2 separate regions of the Homo sapiens genome follow, and region 2 is linked to region 1. A link is a contact called in ENCODE Hi-C or POLR2A ChIA-PET data. All regions are on one chromosome and are shown on one strand. Each heading gives the region's core, a stretch centred on a gene start or an enhancer-like site at or near the end of the contact. The rest is flanking DNA. Distances are from core to core; before and after follow the strand shown.

Region 1 (5,506 bases), core at 2,099-4,598:
TTGAAATCTAAAAGGCTGGGCACGGTGGCTCACACCTATAATTCCAGCACTTTGAGAGGTGAGGTGGGCAAATTGCTTGAGGCCAGAAGTTTGAGACCAGCCATGGCCAACATGGTGAAACCGTGTCTCTACTAAAAATACAAAGATTAGCCTCTACTCCCAGCTACTTGGGAGGCTGAGGCAGGAGGACTGCTTGAAACCGGGAGGCAGAGGTTGCAGTGAGCCGAGGTCACGCTACTGCACTCCAGCCTGGGTGACAGAGTGAGATTCTGTCTCAAAAAAAATTGGAATGTGGAAATGTGGCTAAGAGTCTCTCTTTTTTTGAGACAGGGTCTCCCTCTGTCACCCAGTGTGGAGTGCAGTGGCCTAATCACAGCTCACTGCAGCCTTGAACTCCTAGGCTCAGACGTTCCTGGCCTCAGCTTCCCAGCGGTCTTTGTTGTAGGCAGCTTGAAGGATTCTCATTGGCACAGAAGATTAAACAATGCCTTTCCATTTTAATAAATATCTGCAATCAAAATAAACAATGTTCAGTCAGAATCACCTTCTTCTTCCCCTCCCTTTAGCCTTCACTCCCTGAAAGCTACGGAGGATGCCCAGCTTCCACAGACCGAGTTGCTGCCGAGAGCATCCAGACGCAGCCAGGGAGCCAGGAACCACTGCCATCATCTTGGAGGAAACTCAGAGAATGGGAACTGGAGCCAGACGCCAAAGGCAGGCAAATGTTTGAAATGTTGAAAAGGGGCCGGGCGCAGTGGCTCACTCCCAGCACTTTGGGAGGCCAAGGCGGGCAGATCACCTGTAGTCAGGAGTTTGAGACCACCCTGGCCAACATGGTGAAACCCCGTCTCTACTAAAAATACAAAAATTAGCCAGGCGTTGTAGCAGGCGCCTGTAATCCCAGCTACTAGGAAGGCTGAGGCAGGAGAATCACTTGAACCTGGGAGGCGGAGCTTGCAGTGAGCCGAGATTGCACCATTGCATTCCAGCCTGGGCCACAGAATGAGACTCTGTCTCAAGGAAAGAAAGAGAGAAAGAAAGAGAGAAAGAAAGAGAGAAAGAGAGAGAGAGAGCGGGCGAGAGAGAGAGAGAAGGAAGGAAGGAAGGAAGGAAGGAGAGAAAGAAAGAAAGAAAGGTTGAAAAGGAGGAACTGTTGTTGATAACAGAAAATGTAAACTGGTGAGCCTGACATCAAATCCTGGCCGACTTCCAGGGTGGAGGAGGACACAGATGGCCGGAGAGGACCAGGGTGGGTACCTAAGTCACCAGGAGCCCACATGGTTCTCTAAGAAGCAGTTGTGGTGGCTGAACGTTTGGGTCTCTACAGGGCCACCTGGCTGGGAAACACAGGGAAAAGCCAGGAACCCTGGATGTAAATGTTGCTACGGCATTTGAACATCACTCTTGGACATTCTTGTGCTCAGATAAAAAATCGGGGCTGACCGGCAGCCTAGCTTGCTGGAGGGGAGGTATAGCTGATTGAATACACAGACCAAAATGTGGGGTTGGCTTGAAAACTGTCAGGATGGGCCACGTGTGTTGATCCACGTGGGATTGCACAGACGCACCCTGTGGGTTCTTACTGTAAAACCCCTGCGTCTGGGAAATGCTTTGTCTTCGTGGCACAAACTGTTCCTCTGTTCCTTTTGTCTCCAAGTCCCCTGTTACTCCAGAAGTCCCTTCTCCCAAGCCTTTTCTTTTTTCTTTTCTTTTCTTTTCTTTCTTTCTTTTTTTTGAGACGGAGTCTCGCTCTGTCGCCCAGGCTGGAGTGCAACGGCACAATCTCAACTCACTGCAAACTCCGCCTCCTGTGTAGCTGGGATTACAGGCAACTGCCATCATGCCCAGCTAATTTTTGTATTTTTAGTAGAGGTGGGGTTTCACCATGTTGGTCAGGTTGGTCTCAAACTCCTGACCTGAAGTGATCCACCCGCCTCGGCCTCCCAAAGCGCTGGGATTACAGGCATGAGCCACCGCGCCCAGCCCTCCCAAGCCATTTCTCTGGATCCTGAAGCTAGAGAAGACCTCAGAGAATGGTCTGATGCTGCCCAGAAACCACAAAGGTGGAACATGGTGCATCCCTGTTTTACAGACAAGGGAGGGGACTGATTCTTAGGGAAGGGAAGTGACCTGTCCTATTAGAACCCAGGCGTCAGCTCTCCACCCATCTTCACTTGGTCAAAGTTGGAGGAAAGGGGGCCTTCAGCAGCACCAGGAGGGAATGATAACCAGGCTTCCCTGTCCAGCGCCCTCCCACCATCCCCGCAGCCATGGCCCAGTTGAGATCTTCCATACCTGGGACATGCAGTCAGTCATCACTGATCCAGCCATCTGTGTTGGGAGCCTACTGTGCATCTAGAACAGCCTACTGTTCTAGATGGCGAGGGAAGAGGGACGAACGCAACAGACACAGAGGTCCTTGCCACAGTGCTCCTAGCCCAGCTTGAGCAGCCAGTGCCCCGCCCTGCCTTCCCCTCATCCACGGCCTCTGTGGTCTCCTGGTTGCACACAGAGGGTCCTATTAACCTCCGGAGGCCAGGAGGTCTGTGAGTTTGGGCCTCATATTCAGGAAAGATCTACTTCAACTTTCAAGATTTTGTAGACCCAAACACGGGTCTACAAATGGCCGTTGCATGGTAGTTGTGTCAGAAGTGTTAGTTTGATCAATGTAAACTATTTAGAATGCAGAATGGCTTTGCTACCCCTATTTGATATTTCTTCACGCTTTCAATATAACCAAGCCTTATGCACCTGCTCCAGGTAAGCACCCTGTCCTGGCTGTGACTTAGTGGCCCCCTCGGGTTGGGGCAGCTTCCATGAGCTCATGCATTTTATTTTATTTATTTTTTCATTTTTATTTTTTGAGACTGTCGCCCAGGCTGGAGTGCAGTGGTATGATCTCGGCTCACTGACACGGCCGCCTCCTGGGTTCAAGTGATTTTCCTGCCTCAGCCTCCCGAGTAGCTGGGATTACAGGCACCTGCCACCACACCCGGCTAATTTTTTTCTATTTTTAGTAGAGATGGGGTTTCACCATTTTGGCCAGGCTGGTCTGGAACTCCTGACCTCAGGTCATCCACCCACCTTGGCCTCCCAAAGCGTTGGGATTACAGGCCTGAGCCACTGCGCCCGGCCAGAGCTCATGCATTTTAAAGGTGAGAAAGCCAAGGCATGTCTTCTCCCCCTCCCCCAGCTCAGCCCCCTCACAAAACATGCACAGGTGCACACAAGCATACATGCATGAACATTTGCCTATGCACACATGCTGACCGTGCACACACACATGCACATGCACACTGGACAACTGCACACACTCCCGCCCCAGACCCTGGCTGTGCCCTCCTGTGAGTCACAAGGTGACTCACAGGCACCTCCCTCCTCTCTGATCTTCAGGGTAGGGGAGAGACAGTAAAAGGGAGAGGGAGAAGAGATGTCTCAAAGCCAAACCTAAGAAAGTGACTTTGGGTCCAGCTGGGGCCTGAGGGACAATCAGGGTCAGGGCTGGGGATCCAGGGTGTCCTGCCTGTGCCAGCCCGGAAAACAAGGCACATCAGCACCAAGTCACCAAGGCCCTCCTTCTCTCACAAGCTCCCCTCCCTGTGGGCTCTTTCCCCGCCTGCTGGACCCAGGTTCCAGCTGGAGGGGAGGAAGCCACTAAGATGCAGTGGGGGAAAGTGATGCCCTCACAAACATAATACCACGACACCACACCCCGGGACACCCCCCAGTCACCACCCACAGCCTCCCAGTGGCTTCGTGGGGGATGTGGGTTGTTCAGACTGCAGCCAGCAATCACCAATAACCACCTGGCCCCAACACATCCCTGGCCTAGACACAAAGTCTTCAAATACCCAGGCCTTTTTTTTTTTTTCAGACAGAGTTTCGCTCTTGTTGCCCAGGCTGGAATGCAGTGGCGCGATCTTGGCTAACCGCAACTTCTGCCTCCCTGGTTCAAGCAATTCTCCTGCCTCAGCCTCCCGAGTAGCTGGATTACAGGCATGTGCCACCACACCTAGCTAATTTTGTATTTTTAGTAGAGATGGGGTTTCTCCATGTTGGTCAGGCTGGTCTCGAACTCCCGACCTAAGGTGATCTGCCCACCTCAGTCTCCCAAAGTGTTGGGATTACAGGCATGAGCCACCGCGCCCAACCTACGCTTTTTTTTTTTCAGCTTCAATCACCTGGGCTTGAGTGATCCTCCTGCCTCAGCCTCCCAAGTAGCTAGAATTACAGGAATGTACCACCACGCTCTTTTTTTTTTTTTTTTTTTTTCGGTTGTAGAGATGGGGTTTCTCCATGTTGCTCAGGCTTGTCTCAGACTCCTGGCCTCAAGCAATCCACCAGCCTTGGCCTCCCAAAGTGCTGGGACTGAAGGATGAGCCACTGTGCCCAACCTTCACCTGGTTCTTTACATGCAATCCCTGGGAAGGCTGTGTAGACAGAGTGGGAAGAGTCACTTGGCTTCACAGACGGAAGCCTGGAAGGGGCAAGGCAGGATTTGAAACCCAGGGAGGGGCTGGGGGTTCTGGAGCGCTAGCTTCCAGAGGGTGGAGGCCAGGTCACCGCTGATTTTGGTGGTCATGTTACCTGTACCCCACCCGGGCCATAACCTCCATGGAGTGAGCGGCAGGTGCGCTGGGAGAGCTGGGGGTCTGGGGTCAGGACTGCTGGGGGTGGGGCGACCTGGCCAAGTCAGCACCCCACCCCTGCCTCAGTTTCCCCATTTGAGGAATTTGCCATTGCTGACTCTTCTGAAGCTCTATTATACCAGGACTCAGAAAAGAAAATGAGGGTACCCTGAGGCTGTCTGCAGCTGGGCTGACTGATGGGGGGACCTCTAAGGATGCTTCCCCGCTGTTCCCCTGTTGCTGCCCCCAACTCAGCTGCCAGGGAAAGACGCCCAATATCCCCATTTCCTCAAAGCCCCCTCCTCATGGGAGTCCTCCTCTGGGCTGAACCCTGGACTCCATTCTCCTCTCCTGTCCTGGGGGGCTGGGAGGGAGGTGAATTGGGCCTGACCTGAGCCTCCTGGGGAGATGGGGCTTGGAGAGTAGGGTCAGCCCTGGGTCTAGAAGCTTCTCCCTAGCAGTGCCCAGCTGCTTCCCAGGCCATAGACAGGTGGCCTGGAGCAGGGCTGGGGCAGGCCTCAGGCGGCCCCCACACCCCTGCTTCCGCCTTGAATAGCAGAAACATTCCTACATCTGTCATGGGAAGACGGCCAGCTCCGCCTTCACCCAGGAAACCAAACATTCCCGCTGTGCCCAGCCTTCTTCCCACAAAGTATCAGGGCGTTCGGGGCACCCCACCCCACCCCATGGCCAAGGGGCAGGTGTGTGGGAGAAACCCCCAAGACCTGAGACCTCAGCTTCTGCTGCAGATGCCTGCTCCCTTCCTACACACACACACACACACACACACACACAATACTACCAGCAAAACACAGACATACTCACAGGTGCAAAAGCTCCCAGCCACACCCACAGACAGCTGTACACACACGAACACA
Region 2 (5,506 bases), core at 1,376-3,875, 53 kb before region 1:
AGGAGTGCGTCTGGCTCCAGCCACCTCTGAGGCTCCTGAGGCCCAAGCCCAGGGCTCATGTCACACACTGGGAGCTGAGACTGCATGGAGGTGTGCATGCGTGGCCAAAGACCCACAGTGTCTAGAGCCCCAGTGCACAGGTGGGAACGCTTACTTTCTTTTTTAGATTGGAAGAGTCTCCAAATACGAAAACATTCCTCTCTGGGGTAGTCCCCACGCTCCTCCCCCATCTGCTGAGTCCCCTTTCAGTCTGTGAGTGGCTGCCTCTGGCTCAGAGGTAATGGGCCAGTGACTTGAGGACTCTCAACTCAAAAGACCCTGGCAGGACCCCATGGAAGACTGGCAAAGTCTCCACCTTCAGAAGGGGTGGTCAGCCCTGTGGTTGTTAGAAAGTAGAGCCAGGCCCCTCCCTTCCTCACAGGCTTTAAAAGTTTACAGTTACGGTGGCTCAAGCCTGTCATCCCAACACTTTGGAAGGCTGAGGCTGGAAGATCGCTTGAGCCCAGGAAGGAGTTTGAGACAAGCCTGGGCAACACGGTGAGACCCCTGTCTCTGAAAAAAGGAAATTAGTTGGGCATGGTGGCACTTGTCTGTGGTCCCAGCTACACAGGAGGCTGAGGCAGGAGGATCGTTTGAGCCGGGGAGGTTGAGGCTGCAGTGAGCCATGTTCATGCCCCTGCACTGCAGCCTGGGTGACAGAGTGAGATCTTGGTGCCAAGAAAAAAAAAAGTTTACAGTCCAACCCCATTGTGAGTGAAGCCCCTGCACGCCAGAACTTTAAGACCAAAATATGATACCTCCTCACAGAGGCTTTCCCTGGTGACCCTCTCCCATGCTGTCTCCACTGGCACCTTGCAGTTCTATTTCTGCAGAGCACACAGCTCCATCTGAAGGCATCTGTCTGTATCTCCTCATTCACTGTGTGCCGCCTCTGCAGAATGCCAGCTCCCTGAGGGAAGGGGTGGATCCCTGGGGCTTAGACTGGTGCCTGGTACCTGACCAACCCTCAATAAATATTTTGAGTGACTGGCCGAAGGAATGATGATCTCGCCCTCTTGTGCTACCCTGCGGGCTCCATCGTAGAGGGAGTTAGTGCTGTGCCTGCTTCAGGCTACACAGCACGAAAAGCACTGAGCTTTGTGGAATAAATCAATTCTCTTTTAAGTGGAGAAAACCCTAGGAAAAAGGAGAAGGAGGAGGAACAGCTGCCTCAATCAGAAGAGTAAAACCCCAAGCACAGCTGGAGGAAGAAAAGATGCTCCTGACCACCTTGACCTTCACCCTTGGCCCGAGATGCCAGGACTGAGTTTTCTCTATGGAGAAAGAAGATGGGCTGCCAATCAGCCCAGTTGAGCTCCTGCTCTACCTCCCTATCTAACTTGCTCGGTGACCTTGAGCAGGTCACTTCCTCTGCCTGGGCCTCAGTTTTTGTCTCTGTTAAATGGGAGGAGGTGACCCCCTAAGGCCCCTCCCAGTCGGCCTGGAGCCTCCCAAAGGGCTGCAGGGAGGAGGAGACAAAGGAAGGACAGTAGTGCGTACCAGGAAAGGAACTTCTCCCCAAGGATTTCCCCAGCCTTAGGCGAGCCCCCTCGCCAAACAAGTGCACGGGAGGTGTAGACGCCAGGCCCGGACAAAGTCTAGCCCCAAAGTGTGGGGTTCTGAAACCAGCAGAACAGACACCTCCTTAAATTGCAGGGTGTATGTTTTGAAGAAGGCAGATGGGGTAGGAGACTAGGGGATGCCCCAGCGCAGGGGGCGGGCTTCAGAGCCCTGGCCTGGGCTAGGAGTTGAGGTGGGGGTGGGGGCGGGGAATAGGGATGTGCTCGGGTGGCGTAGAGGGGGCAGGATCGGAAAAGGCCAAAGTCCAGCAGGAAAAACTTCAGAGGCCGGAGGAGACTTTTCCAAAGCTCCACTTACAACTTGAAAGGATTTGGTGCCAAGCGTCCAGAGTCCCGAGTTCAAAACCCAGCTCTGACCATAACGCGCTAGGCAAGTCCTTTCAACTTGGGCCTCAGTCTCCCCATATTTACAATAAAAGGGGAGCGAGGTGGGATGGCGCTGAGGATCCCTACGTCCGATCCTAATCTCCAGCTCAGGCAGGCTCGGCCGCCACTAGCATCCTGGAGCGACAACTTTTGTTCTACTCGCCCTACACGGTGGCAGGGAAACTGAGGCACGGGCTGGGGAGACGGGCCCAGCAGCGCAGGGCTGCCGGGGCCCCCGCGCCCCGCTTTCCCCTTCAGCCCCAGCGTGGAGGGAGCGGTGCTGGGGACGGGAGGGACCCCACTGGGGTCCTGGGAGCCGCCCCCGGGCAGCCTCACCTTCCGCACGCGCTTCTTCCGGATGCTCTCCACGGCGAACACCTGCTCGCCGATGGCTGACAGCTCCATGCGGGGCGGCGGGCGAGCGGGCCCGGGGCCGGGCCGGGCCGGGGGCGGAGCTGCGGGGCCGCGGCTGCGGCGCGCGATGCTGGGGCTGGCGGGGTCCCCGTCACCCTCGTCCGGGCGCGCACGCGCACGCGCACGCGCGCACACCCCCTCGCGCTCCCTCACGCCGCCGACGTTCCATTTTTGAACCTGCGCAACGTTTTCCTCGGCGCCAGCGAGCGAGCGCGCGCAAGGAGGGGGCGGGGCGGGAGCGCGCGGAACGGCCGCGGGCTCGGCTCGCGCCCTGAGGGTCAGCTCCGCCCCCGAGCCCCGCCCCCATCGGAACCCCGCCCCCGGGGCCCGCCCCCGCGGGTTGCGATTGGGCCGCGGGCCGCGAGCCGCGAGCGCTGCCGTGGGACTTATTTGGCTCGGTCACCGGCTGGGGCGGGGCGGAGGCTCGCGCGCCCCGTCTTGCTGTGACGCCGGGGCGGGACGTGATCCTTAATACCCAGGCGGGCGCCTCATAGCCTCCCGGTGACTGCCAGGGGCCGAAGTGGCAGGGCCCAGTGGAGCCGACGACAAAGTCAAGGCTCAGAGCGGGGAGGCCATTTGCTCACCTCCCGCAGCGGAGGAGACTGGGCCCGAGGCGCAGCCCCTCGAGTTGCAGGAGAGCCGGGACCCAAAAGGCTTCCCACCGTGTCCGGACGTCGCAGGGCCGAGGTCTCCCTAATCCGGCCTTCTCCGCGGCGCAGTTTGGCCAGTGTCTCCACGTCCGTCCACCCACCCCTCCATCCGCCCTTCCATTTGTCCATCCACCCGACCCTCGGTGGTCGGTGCCCAGACGCACGGGTCAGACGCGGGCGCTGCCTCGAGGGCTCCCGGGCCGGGCCCTCGTTCGCGGCAGGAGCGGCCGCGGTGGAGCTGAGGTCCCCCGGGGACGGATTTTGCCGCCGCGCTGCCCCAGCCTTCCCCAAACCCGCGTGTACTGGGCGCTAGGTGCTTAGTGGGGGCTCAACCATTTGTGGCACGAGACGAACTCTTGATTCCCCACCCCCCTTCCTTTTTCGCTAACGCGCCTCCATTCCTCACTGGGAGCCCGGCGTCGTCCCTGCTCCTTCCTGTACTGACCCCAACTTCTGTCGCTCCGGCATCCCCTCGGGGACTCGGGTCTGCCTGCCCTCACCGCACCCACCTCCCAGGTTCGCCCCGTCTTTTCTCTGGACCACAGCAGAGACCTCGCGGAGCTGCCCTCCCTCCGATCTCAGCCACACAGTGCCAGAGTGTGCTTCTAAAATGCAGATCTGACGGGGTCACCCTGTGCTTAAAAATTTTCCTCCCTATTTCCCTCACAATAAAATCCAACACCTCTTTCTGGCACATAGAAAAAGAGAATAATAGATTCACACCTGACTTTTCATCAAGAGCAACAAAGCCAGAGAGAAAATAACCATCATCTTAGAATTATATATTCAGTGAAAATGTATTTCAAGAATTATGTACCCAGTATGAGGCACATGTATCCAGAACGTAGGTGAAATCATAGCACTTACAAATACAAAAACTTAAGAGTTTGCCACTGGTAGACCCTCCGGAGGGAGATTCCAAAGCTGGAACTTCAGGCAGGAAAAAGATGATCCCAGACGGAGGTCTGATGCAACTGGGAATAAAGAAAAATGAAGAACAGCGATAGTGTGAAACAATAACAATGACTTCTGGATAAAAACAGATTTAAAATACACAACAGTGATGGCATTTACTTGGGTGAATGGAGTTAAAGTGTTCTAAGATCCTTATATTCTTCAGGAGGAAGGTGAAGATAGATACCAAATACACTTTGACGAATTTAAGAATCCAGATTGTCATTACTGGGATAAACACTGTAGGACTGGAAATACTGTGTATAGTTATCCAAATTATTGGAGGAGGAAAAAGAATGATTAAACCAACCCAAACAACTGTAAAGCAGGCAAGAATGGAGAGAAAAATAAATACAAGACGGGGCAGGGAGGGGACAAATAGACGATAGCTATAAATTCGAATATTTTGTGATTCAATAAATGCAACTAAATATTGCAGTTAAAATACAAAGATTATCAGAATGCATAAATAGCTAGATGCAGTTTACAAGAGAAACCCACAAGAGACACTTCCAAAACATAAAGCTAGTGATGGTCAAAAGTAAACACATGGGGGGAAAATACCACGCAAATGCTAACGAAAAGAAGGCTGGTGCAGTTATTTTAATATCGAGGGAAAAACATCACTAGAGATAAATAAGGTCATTTCATAATGAAAAGTGTCCAATTCACCAGAAAAATAGAACAATTTCACATTTGTATGCAAATCATCTTAAAATATAAGAAACATGAAGAAGACAGCTAGATGGAGAGATAGACAAATCCACAATTATAGTGGGAGATCTTAACACTCACCCCTCCATAAGTGGTAGGAGAAGAAGAAAAATATTCAATAGTATATAGGAGATTTGAACACAATTAATAAACTTAACTAATGGACTTCATAGCACACTGTTATCTACCATGGTAAAATACTCCCCTTTACAAGACATGGAATACTTACAAAAACAGTTCATTTCAATAAATTTCAAAAGTCAGAAATAACAGAATACATTCTCTGACCACAACACATATAAGCTAGAGATGAATAATAAAAAGTTCACTTCAAAAGCCCCATATGTTTGGAAAGTAAGAAGTATGGGTTTTTTTGTTTTTGTTTTTCATTATATTTATTTATTTATTTTGAGACAGAGTTTTGCTCTTTCACCCAGGCTGAAGTGAAGTGGCACGATCTTGGCTCACTACAACCTCTGCCTCCCAGGTTCCCAAGTAGCTGGGATTATAGGCACCCGCCACCACCCCCAGCTAATTTTTGTCTTTTTAGTAGAGGTGGGGTTTCACCATGTTGGCCAGGTTGGTCTCGAACTCCTGACCTCAGGTGATTCAACCATCTTGGCCTCCCAAAATGCTACAATTACAGGCATGAGCCACGGAAGAGGTACGTTTTTATGTTAACTAGCGGTTCAAAAAAAAGAAATTGTAATGGAAATTATAAAATATTTTTAACTGCTCTTCCGCTGTCGCCGTGGGAATGGAAATCTGTCCCTCGTGCTGGAAGCCAAC

What was found. Hi-C counts contacts between places; a loop is a spot of excess contacts on that map. ChIA-PET counts read pairs that join two places held with the same protein, here RNA polymerase II (POLR2A). Pooled maps may share reads with other maps.
Region 2: a loop to region 1 is called in a pooled map, with 2.1 times the contacts of the local background. The contact joins the promoter of CBX7 here to the enhancer-like site in region 1. A Hi-C loop is called at or near these places in 1 of 37 single-sample maps with no recorded cell type and 1 of 50 pooled maps. POLR2A ChIA-PET finds 5 or more read pairs at or near these places in 10 of 52 experiments (AG04449, CD4-positive, alpha-beta T cell, Caco-2 and 6 more).

The regions. Positions count from the first base shown.
Region 1 is chr22:39,202,128-39,207,633 of GRCh38, forward strand. No RefSeq gene overlaps it. Among named protein-coding and RNA genes, the nearest start is that of PDGFB, 40 kb to the right of the region's middle. RefSeq lists enhancers at 2,868-3,807, 3,780-3,829. Within about 2 kb of position 3,349, at least 3 of the 41 ENCODE cell types and tissues checked have a DNase peak (open chromatin) inside an H3K27ac peak, as active enhancers do.
Region 2 is chr22:39,150,055-39,155,560 of GRCh38, forward strand. CBX7 (chromobox 7) reads right to left here and starts at 2,626. Exons shown (of 6, transcript NM_175709.5): 1 at 2,322-2,626. The coding sequence starts at 2,390. It also overlaps the pseudogene FUNDC2P4. RefSeq lists an enhancer at 2,204-2,785 and silencers at 2,243-2,292, 2,363-2,932.